Regions from separate parts of the Mus musculus genome. Here region 1 is linked to region 2. Evidence: chromatin loops called from intact Hi-C (ENCODE). Cell type or tissue: left cerebral cortex. All regions are shown on one strand. Links, peaks and the distances in the headings refer to the core of each region. The heading gives the core; the rest is flanking DNA.

The links. Hi-C counts contacts between places; a loop is a spot of excess contacts. Peaks named below come from ENCODE experiments on the same cell type or tissue, not always from the same donor. Only the 100,000 strongest peaks of a DNase experiment are listed, where the experiment ranks them.
Region 1: it touches region 2 in a loop (7-fold over the local background); 40 of 42 quality-filtered maps call a loop at or near these places.

What each region holds. Positions count from the first base shown.
Region 1 is chr1:132,592,106-132,597,429 of GRCm38, forward strand. It overlaps Nfasc (neurofascin), which reads right to left. Exons shown (of 30, transcript NM_182716.4): 22 at 4,421-4,543; 23 at 3,379-3,552; 24 at 1,246-1,260. Among named protein-coding and RNA genes, the nearest start is that of Gm51646, 47 kb to the left of the region's middle. In left cerebral cortex, for the core only: CTCF peaks have their summits at 2,737 (motif pointing left) and 4,227 (motif pointing left); a DNase peak (open chromatin) is centred at 2,734.
Region 2 is chr1:132,522,844-132,528,167 of GRCm38, forward strand. Cntn2 (contactin 2) reads right to left here. Exons shown (of 23, transcript NM_177129.5): 6 at 5,233-5,324; 7 at 4,852-4,951; 8 at 3,445-3,620; 9 at 2,975-3,111; 10 at 2,464-2,593; 11 at 750-900; 12 at 515-642; 13 at 92-267. Among named protein-coding and RNA genes, the nearest start is that of Cntn2, 17 kb to the right of the region's middle. In left cerebral cortex, for the core only: CTCF peaks have their summits at 1,279 (motif pointing right) and 3,167 (motif pointing right); DNase peaks (open chromatin) are centred at 1,269 and 3,196; H3K27ac peaks cover 554 bases.

The DNA.
Region 1 (5,324 bases), core at 842-4,841, 69 kb after region 2:
CACACATGAGCCAGGAAGACAGGGTGACCCTCCCTCTAGCATGGCAAGAATTGTTTGCTCTGTGGTCCCCAGGCCTTGGACAACTTCTGTGACTCACATCCTGGAAGAGGGCTGGTGGGAGGAAGCACTGGCCTAGCTGGCTGGCCTGGTTACTGGGTAGGAGGCTGAGGTAGGGAAGACTGGTAGTTTCTTAATACTGGCGGATCTGGCTGGCAAAACATGAAACCATAAGGGGGTATGCAACAGAAGCAGAATCAATGTAGGAAGCAGTGGGCGGAAATAAACGGGTGTTGGTAGGAAGCAAACCAAGTGAGCTAGGAAATACAGAGCAAGCTCGGATTCCTGCCTGGTTCTTGATTCTCTCACCTAAAGGTGTGTCTTAACAAAACTTGTTTCTTTATGCAGGCTCTCGTGTACCCTGGAATGCCCTCATCTCCTAACTTGTGGGAAAATCCAAGCTCAGAGGACTAGGAAAGGAACCCAGGCAGCCCTTGCCTAGTTTCTCTGGCTTGAGGGCAGCCCTTGGTAGAGCTTTGATGGCCCTCAAACCAACAGCATGAAGACTGGAGGAGAAACTTGTTAGCAGGTTGGCTTTTGTCACAGACCCACCTGGCCAGCTCCTGACCCCAAAGGAGGGGGTCTGTCTCCATACCAAATACTGAGGAGCTGAGTTCCTGGAGTCAAGACCATCAATCCCTGACACACATTGAGGCTCCAGGCTCTGGAGCCCTGGTCTCACTCAGAGACGTGCTTGCTTATTCTCACTGAATGGAACATACGCTAGCTGGTGGAATGGCGCTGGGTCCCCCCATGCAGCATGCAAAGGCCAGCATGCAGTGTGTTCACCCTTTCAGGGGGATTGTGGTGTCACCAGGGCCAGGAACCAGCTGTTCCCTCTATAGCACACCTTCTAAGAGCATCTCTATGATCAGAGATGTCAGGTCCAGCAAGGCTCAGGTGGCCACAACAGGTTTTCTCTCAGCTTCAGAGGGTTCTACATGTGAGACCACTTCTGAGCCAGCCTCTTTCGTAAGGACAAGCATTATATGAAAGGAGAGAGCATGCTCACATCCTCTAGTCAATGCTCTCTAAACACCTTCCTTTCAAGTTTGGCTTCTCCACTGAAAGGGTGACCTGGAGCATGCTTTCAGCCCTCGCCACTTCCTCTTGCTGGGCTCTGGCCAGCATGGGCTCCATTTGCACTGCCCCGAGCCATGCCCATTACCTCTGTTGATGGTACAATACCTGCAGTTGGAGTAGCTTCAGACACAGCACCCAAGATGGCCAGAGAGAGAGGGAGAGAGGATGAGAGAGGGAAGAGAAAACAGCATAGGTGAGACCACAGAGGAGAACAGAAAGGGTCTGGCGCCAGCCTGACTCCAGGGGTATGGCCAGGTGCTAGATGCAACCCTGAGGATGCTAAGTGGTGTTCAGGGCGTCATGCTCTACCCCACCGGAGCTAGGCGGGTTGTCGTTATTCCACCTGGGGCTTAGAGACCTAACACATTTCTATCCATAATCAAGGGCTTGCCATATAAGAGGTGTCTGCAAGGCACAATTCAGGCAGAGTGTTATATTCCAGCTTTTCCCCCCAGGATTTGTCCTACCCTGGCTGGGCTAAGTGATCCTCTACGATGCCAGGAATTGAGGATAAAAATGTAGGTGGTGCAGGAGCAGCCAATTCTAGGCAACAAGATCCCCTGCAAGATGCTTGATAGTAGGGCAAGGGACCGTCCCAGGCTCATATGTTCAAAGTATGATGGCGCTGAAGGCCCTGGGGCTCTGAAAGCATGTGATCTGGTTTTCTGCTGCCTCAGTTTTCCCCATTAGTTGTAGTTCATAAGATTAGGAACACAAATATGATTGAGAGCTCTAGAATAGATCTCTGAACAATTTCCACAAATCCAAAACCATCTCTGTTCTCTGGAGTTGCAGGAATTCCCCCATCATGGTCACTGGGGTTGGACAAAGTGGCTTTGTCTGCTGCCCTGAGGCGGGAAGAGAGGCTTTCTGGACATCTCTAGAAGTACAGAGAGAGTGTACCCTAGTCTGTCAGTCTCTGGTAGCAGCCCTAACCAACTTCCTGAATGTCCAGGGGTTGGAAGAGGACACCAGGATCGGGAGTTTGTTGTGTGACTACTCCTTATCTAGGAGACCAGAGAGGGACACAGGGGGCTGACAGTCCTTTCCCAACTGCTGCTGCAGCTGTACAAGAATACTGTGCTGAAGCAGCAGGGCCTGGCCGTCCCCTTAGGAAGCACAGCGCTCTCCTGGGACACAGATGAGAATGCTCAGAAGAGCACATCTGGATCAGGAGGAGACCACAGGACCTCATGGGAGACAGGCACTAGTCACGATCATATGACAGTCCCAGGAATACTTATTCACATCGCCCTTTTGGTCTCCCCTTACATATTGAATCTCCCCAAACTTCCTGCCCTTGGCAACACCTTCATTCAGGCAGAAAGACAAAGAACCATTATTGAGGACGTCTCTAGACATTGTGAACTTCTTACTATCTTTATCTCCCTTGCTACTGGTGCAGTGCCTGGCTTGGTACATGAGGGTGGGTCCTCAAAAAAATTACTGTTGCATAGACTATTGTCTCTCTGGAGAGGTAGAGAGTGCTCACCATTTATAAGGCGCTGCCAGTATTGAGGCTTTTAGGGTCCAATTTTTTGGGAGGTTACACTGAAACCAGCAATGCATGCAAATGAGCCGAGAGCGCCCTCTACTGTACACTCAGGTCAGGCACAGCTCTGGCTTGGGATCTTAGAGGTTAGAACTGGCCTTGACTGAGTTCACTTGCTGTTTGTGAAGCTGGCTTGGCAAGAGTTGTTCCCAGCTCCCACCTCTCTGCAACCAGACACCTCATCTTATTCATGTTGTAAAGGGAGAACATATTATTTCCTGCTCTGCTTTTGATCCAGGCAAGCACTTTGCCCTATCTCCTTGGCTCTCTATGCCCTTGGCAAAAGACAGGATGTTCCCAGAGTCCTCAGGGAGGACTCTCAGTAGATGAGCAGTTTGACTCTTTGGAGTTCATCAGGATGGTTATTTCTCATGTCCCCCTGATTGCCTGTCGTCTCACATGTCCTTCCTTATTCCCCTGCAAGGACAGATAGTTGATAAGTAGCTGAGTAAGTCAGGGCAAAGTGGAGGACCAGTCCGCCTGTACATCTAAGAGTGATGATCTTTCCCGATACACTACTGATATCTCTCAGTACCCAAGTCAGGCTGTCTCCTGCAGTGGGCCTGAGGTTCTGTGGCCTCACTTCCTTTCTAGCCGGGAAGGCCAAACCCAGCTTCTGGTGTGTTTCTCTAGGTGTCTAGATTAGTTAGGGCCTTTTACTCCAAGGACTGCCACCGTGGACCTACCTTCATTTGGAGGTGCTGGGGACTCCTCTGTGGCTGCTTCTCCAGAGCCCACCTGTGTCCTGGCACTGAGGGAGAAGCGGTAACGCGACACTGGGTCTGCTCTCTGCACAGAGAACTTGGTCTGATTGGGAGAGAAGTTTTCCACCATCTGCTTTCCCAGTTTGGTTCCATTAACTGGGGAGAGAGACAAGTGGGAGGTTTGATAGGACAGCTTTCGGAGTTTCTGGAAGAGGAATGTGGCCCCTGCCCAGCAATACTCAAGACCTGATTTAAAGGCGGGCATCGGGACCTCCCACTATAAGTACTGAGGAACTTCCAGTGTTCCTCAGGGTTCACATTTGTCACTGAGCCCAGCGTCTCTAGCCTCCTGAAAGTCTCGTGGCCAATTCTAAAAGCTCAGCTTGCACTTCCCAAGCCCCCGGTCAAGGTCAAATCTTTGGAATTCTTCTCTTCTGTCCAAATAGAACCGGGGAAATCCCCCAGGGCCTTGATTGCTACTGCCTCTTTTGTAAAAGACCACACTTTCTTCAATACAGGAGGGTAAAGGTCAGATCCAGAGATCAATTCAGAACAGCATGGAAGACACACTGCTAAAGTGTCAGTAACAGGTCCCTGGCCCTTTGGGCTTCCCAGAGAGGGGCAGCACTGTCTACACTGGACGTCTTAACATTGTTGAAGTGTGATGGCATCCCTGTTCCTATGGAGACTCCTGAGCATCCTCAGATGCCTGCGCACACACCATTTGCCCATCACATAGAAGGGCTAATGGGAGAGGAACTCTTCTGCATAGCCTTGTAGGTGCTGAAGACTACCAGCTTCCAGAGGGCTGGGATTACTGCCTCCTACAGGCGGGGCTGTATAAGAAGAGCAGGGACTGGGTTCTGCTTGCTCCCTTAGTTATGGAGAGCTCTCCCTTAGCGTTCACATTTCCTACGGAATGCCCTCTGCGCCCATAGGCTTCTGATCTCCACTCCTCAAGAAACTAGTGAGAAATGGTCTGTGATTGTATCGGATTCAGAGAAAGCAGGGAAGCAGAACATACAGGGCACGTATCTGAGGATGTATCCAATCAGGATTCCGTTGGGGTGCTCTGGGTGGTCCCACTCCAGGTTGATGGTCTCCAGGTTGGGCTGTCGGACTCTGAACCGCCTGGGGGCACTGGGTACTTGGGGAAGGAGGAAGGAGCCAGGAGGTGAGGGCAGGGAGGATGAGGAGAACACAGAAAACAAAGTACAGGCATGAAGGCATGACCTTAGGTATCGCTGTGCAGGACTACTGTCGAACCTGGACCTAGCTCCTTAAGGGCAGAGCCTGCTGCCTGCCTGGCAACCACTTTCACCTGGTATAAAGCCAAGTGGGCTCTGCTACTGCTGCTGAATTGGAGGAAGAAGTCAAGTGAGTTTCCTTTTAGCAGCTACCCTGGAGTTGACACAAATAGGTGGCTTCAATCCTGCAAATATACCTCCAAACCAGAGAGCCACTCCCAGGCAGGGAACCAATCATAGCTGTCTTGTGGCAAGGGTGCAGTTCCCAGTCCCCAGCCAAGGGCTCTCACCACTGGCTGCAGCAGCAGGCCCCAGCTTCTGAGCTGGGAATACAAGCTCTGTCGGGGAGGAGATAGAGACTCAGGACAGAGCACCTGGAAAGGGGTGGGGAAGTGATGAGGAGAGACTAATGATAGGAACCAAACTGAGGAAGGAGGGAGAGACAGGGATAAAGAAGACAAGAGGAGAGCAAGGGATAAGCGAGAGGAGGAAAAGAAGAAAAATAGGAAACAGTTAAGGAAGGAGGGAGGAGAAACAGAGAAGCCATAGCTCATGCCGAGTGGATAAAAGAGCTGAAGGGGAACCAAGGTGATAATAGAACTTTCTAGATGTCTGGACCCCAGGGTTAGATCAAACCTAAACCCTCAGGAGGGTGGGGGTGACACTTGGTAGTACTCTATA
Region 2 (5,324 bases), core at 797-4,796:
TTGGAAAGCCTGAAGCTGGTAATGACTGAGGCCATCTCAAGTCCCCTGTCTTATCTGGAAGGAGGGAGAATTATGAGGCCTCAGGCCTTACCACACTGGCTCTCCGGTAGTGACCTCCAGGCTTATCAAAGTCAACAGGGAAGTCATCCAGGGTCCAGGTGAACGTGAGGTCCATAGTGGGGTCATGCGAGGCGTGGCACTGTAGGGTCAGGTTATCACCCACATTGATGTCAGCACTCGAAGGAGCTAGCGTGATCTTCGTTGCATCTACAAAGCAAAACAGCAACAACAAAACAAGGCTCTGTGAGGGAAAAAGCCCAGGAAGGAGAGAGGCTCTGGCCTGTACCCCTAGAAGAGATGCATATTCATGAGTGGTCAGATTCTGGAGGCTGGCCAGGGGTGGTCCCAAGAGAGACTGAGTTCTGACGTTGCCTTGAAAGCAGATGTATAGGAAGCCAAGAGCAGATGGTTGGCAGAACAGCATCCCAGCATCTGAACAGACCACAGTCCTTACCTCGCACAGACAGGATCCCGGTACTGTTGGCTTTGCCCATGAAGTTCTCAGCAAAGCAGGTATATTTGCCTTCATCCGATCGACTGATGTTTCTGATAATCAAGGTGCCGTCCAAAGTGACAGTCACTCTGCAGCAAGGACAGAAAAAGATCTAGTCAACTGAGGGACACACCGTGGCCATTGGAAGGGGACTGACCTCCAAGACGTCATCTCAGCGGTGGCACACAGAACCTACCTGGTACTGTTCCCCAGAATCTCAGTACCCTTGCTCCACAGTATTGTAGCTTTTGGAGCCGCACGGGGCTGGCACGGGATACTGATCTCTCCCCCTCGGGCTGCAGGGATCAGCCGCCTCACAGGGTTCTGCCTGAAGTCTGGGGCCAGAGCTGCAGGAGAGAGGGTGCTCAAACACTCACCCTCGAGATAGCCACCCGCCCACCTCAACTAAGATGTCACCTGGCTATGTGCTAAGCATCTGGCCTCTGGAGACCAACTTGTCAAGTGGCAGCAACATCTCTAGAACTCATCTACCCCTGTGTCATCACATCTGGCTCCACTCGTCCCTCTCACACGCTCCAACTGTCTGTCTTGCTTTCAACTTTTTCCCTTTTTCTTTTAAAGACTTCTTTTATTTTTACTTTACACACACACACACACACACACACACACACACACATATATATATATATGAATGTTTTGCCTGCTTGTATGTCTGGGTACCACTTGCATGCAGTGCCTAAGGCGGCCAGAAGAGGGCGTATGAGTCTCTGGAACTGGAATTAGAGGTAGTTGTGAGCCACCCTGTGGGTACTGGGGATGGAACCTGGGTCTGCTGTGTAAGAGCAGCCAGTCCTCTTAACTGATGAGTCATCTTTCCACCTCCACGCCCCATAGCTTTCCTTTTAACCCCCTGAATGCCAAGTCTTACCTGCCTTTGGATCATTGTGTCTGCATGCATATTACCTGAAACTTCCCCAGATATTTACAAGTCTGTCTCCCTCAGGTCACAGTCTAAACGTGACTTCCTCAGAGTCTTTCCTGACCACCCCATCTAACCTGCTCACCTGGGTACCACTGCTGTCCTTGGTATTTTTTTAACCATACTTTTAGGGTTCTCTGGAATAAATTCTAAGTTTGTTCCTCTCCCTTTTCTTGTACAGTACTTTAAGTATTTAAGTACTACTGTATTTGCTCCTCATGAGATGCTTTGTAAGTTATTGGTTGAATAATTGAATGAAAGGAAGAGTCTTGGGGCTGGAGAGATGGCTCAGTAAGTCAGAGCATGGACCTGAGTTTAATTTCCAGTGCCCAGTGGCTCACAACCATCTGTAACTCCAGTTTCAGGAGAATCTACACTTTCTTTTGACTTCTGTAACATGTGATACACATACAAATACAGGCATTCGTACAAATAAAATAAAAAATAAAACGAGTAAGTCTTTGTTGAGCCTTATTAAACTTAATAAAGGCTTCTAACGTTCATCTTGCAGCAGAGAAAACGTGCCTTGTAAGCTCAAGTGGCTGGTGTTCCTTGTCCCCGTCTGAATGTCAGGCCTGTCATAGTTCACCCTTTGAATTTCAATTCCCCTCAAAGCGCTGTTCAAGGACAGGATGAAGCATTTTTTAAAATCAGGAAACTGAGGCATAGAATCAGGTAACTTGCCACAGGCCACAGAGCTGAAGGAACTAGGTTAAATACAGATCAGATCTTTTCAATGCAGCAAGTAAAAACAAAAACAAACAAACAAAAAAAAAAAACCCAAAAACCATGTCTTTGGAAAACTCTCAGTCTCATGTCTTGAAACTGGTGCTACTCAGGGGCCATTGGAAAACAAGAAAGAACATACATGTGTATGTTAGCACACGAGCCTGCAAGTGTGCATTTGGAGAAGCCCAGCCAGACACAACCTTCAAGCACCAGGGCTGTCCCTGCCTCCTGGGTCCTTTACCTTGTACAGCCAGCTCAGCACTGGCATAGATGGTGCCATGCTTGTTTTCTGCCACACACTGGTACATGCCGGAGTCCTCCAGGTTCAGCTTAGAGAATCGCAGGTCCCCAGCCAAGACCTCCACCCGGTTCTGTGCAGAAGAGCCAAGGCAGGAAGATGAGGACCACTGGAGGCCAGGAAGGAGTCAGGGGCGGGTGGTGATGGTGATGGTGGTGGTGTGCTGCAGAGGCTGTAAGCTAACATCCCTCAGCATGAGGGTTCATGAATATAGGTCTACTTCAGGGCTGCCTGGTCCTTTAGGTCTCCTGGAGGCTAGATTAAGGTTACATTTCTGGTTGATGGAGGGATCCCAGATCTCTGTGATGCTACACAGGTGACCCACCTGTGGCCATGTATCTCTCTGTGAGAAGAAGCACCAGAACGTCCCAAGACCCCTTGGTTGGCCCAGCAGGGTAAGCGGGCCAGGCAGCAGAAGAGGGTGGTCGTGTGGGAGGAAGCCTTGGTTTCCTACCTGGGAGGCCAGAGGTTCCCCGTTTCTCAGCCAGCGCACCATGGGCCGAGGCTTGCCTGCCGCAGCACAGCCCCAACGTAAGTTGGAACCAATGTCGGCTTCTGTGTCTGAGATCACCTTTAGCCACTCAGGCTGAGCTGTGGGGAAGAAAGAGAGGAATAGGGAATTATAAGGCTGCAGTATTTGTAAGTGACAGCAGAGGGCGCTGTTGGTATTCTGGGCTGGAGAGAACAAAGAAATGAGGGCGAAGAAGCTGGCACTCTCTGGTTGTGCCAGGGACTGATTTAGCAACTAAATCTTTTGAAATACTTGTGTGCTTTCTGTATGCCCCCGCTGAGCTCTGAAACGGCCTCTCCAGCTATGTTTAGCAGTCCTGGCAAGGGTCAGAAGGCTCAAGCAGAAGGCCTCCCAGTCTCTTGGATTTTCATGCTGCTTCCTCAGGGAAGACGGAGGTATCTCCAGCTCAGTACCTTGCACAATGATGCGTCCCTGGACGGTGTCACGGCCCTTGGAGTTCTCTGCCTCACATTCATAGGTACCCTCATCTTCAAAGCTAACACTGGGGATCTGCAGGGTGGGCTCTGCTGTGCCCCACTGAGGGGACAAGGAACCATCCACTTTGCGCCACTTGATCCTGGGAACAGGGCTGGCAGGGGAGAAAGAGCCAGAGGGGATGAGCTGAGCTGAGCATGTTTCTCGAGTGTCCACAGAGCCTATGCTCACACTCGCAGGCCCTCCTGAAGCACTGGACAAGGTGAAGGGGACTCCTGTTTGGGAGGGGACAGACGGGAAGAGGGCACAAACGAGACTAGGAACAGGCTTTTATAGGTCCCTTTTATCATCACCCCGCCTTTCCAAGGCATGTTAGTTATTAGTAATTTGGACATTAAAATGGGCTAGGGAACCATTGGATCTGAGGAATCAACATGTTACCCTGCTCATTTATACATGTTTCCTGGATGCTCAAGAACATCCCACACAGCAGAAAGCAATGACCCTTGCTCTAGAGGATCCTTTTTCCGGGACAGCAAGAAAGAGAAGCAAGCCTTTCTGCTGTAATTTGTGAAATGGCTAATGTAACATTCATGCCACACCTGTCAAAGCACCAAGCACCACTCTCAGGGCCTGGTATCCATGGACCCAACTGATCTTTGTAAGAATCCTTTAGCCACTGTCAACCCTGACCATCCGTCAGTCCTAGAGCTGAGCCTCAGATGTGAGGTTGTTTGCCCGAGGTCTCCCAGCCAGCAAGTGTTGAAGCTGAGCTTTGAACCAGCAGGATGGGGTCGGCACACTGTTTTTTCTGCTGCTAGCCCTGGCTTGCTCCTTAAACTGCTTAGGATTTTACTGTTTACTGTTGGGAGGCCACATGACTCCCTCATGCCTATAAAGCCCCTCCATCTGTGTGTGTGTGAGTGTGTGTGAGTGTGTGTGAGTGTGTGTGTGAGTGTGTGTGTGAGTGAGTGTGTGTGAGTGAGTGTGTGTGTGTGTGTGAGTGTGTGTGTGAGTGAGTGAGTGTGTGTGAGTGAGTGAGTATGTGTGTGTGTGTGAGTGAGTGTGTGTGTTTGTGAGTGTGTGTGTGTGAGTGTGTGTGTGTGAGTGTGTGTGTGTGAGTGAGTGTGTATGTGTGTGTGTGTGAGTGAGTGTGTGTTTGTGAGTGTGTGTGTGTGAGTGTGTGTGTGTGTGTGTGTGTGTGTATGTGATGTCTCACTGGCAGAACTTGTTTTATAGGTAGTGGGTGGTGCCTGTTTTGTGTCCAGGACTCTGTTAGTCTATTGACTTTGTTCTCTTTAACTCTGTGATCCCTCCTGCTCTTGAGGGGCTTTGAAATGAAACCCTGCCTGGGCCCAGGACACTCTTGTCCTGATGGTACTTACTTCCCAAAGGCAAAGCACTCCAGGGTGACCTGCTGCCCAACCAGTGCGTACGTCTCTGGGGGGAACCGGGCTTTGATACTGGGAGCAAAGAGTCGAGGATCTGGGGGGGTGGAGGGGAGAGAGAGATTGACTGTGTGAACCACATGCAAAGGGCTCCAGGGAGGTGCTTTGTATTAGGGCCCATGCCTTCCAAAGTTCACAGATCACCACATAAATATTTGGAATCTCCAAATGTTCTCTTTTTCTGGGGGGCCTGGGGCAAGGATCTGAGACCCGGCAGCAGGACCTCATATATTCTGAGCTGCAATTCTTAAGCTTGGTAGAATACCATTTCTCCAAGGCCTATTGACCCTTTCAGCCTCCATTACCCTAGATCCTGACCTTCAGCAGCCAGGTTGAGCTGCGCGAATTTGCTGAAGACGCTCTTGGTGGAGAAGTCCAGGTGGCTGGTAGCCAGGCAAGAGTAGTTGCCC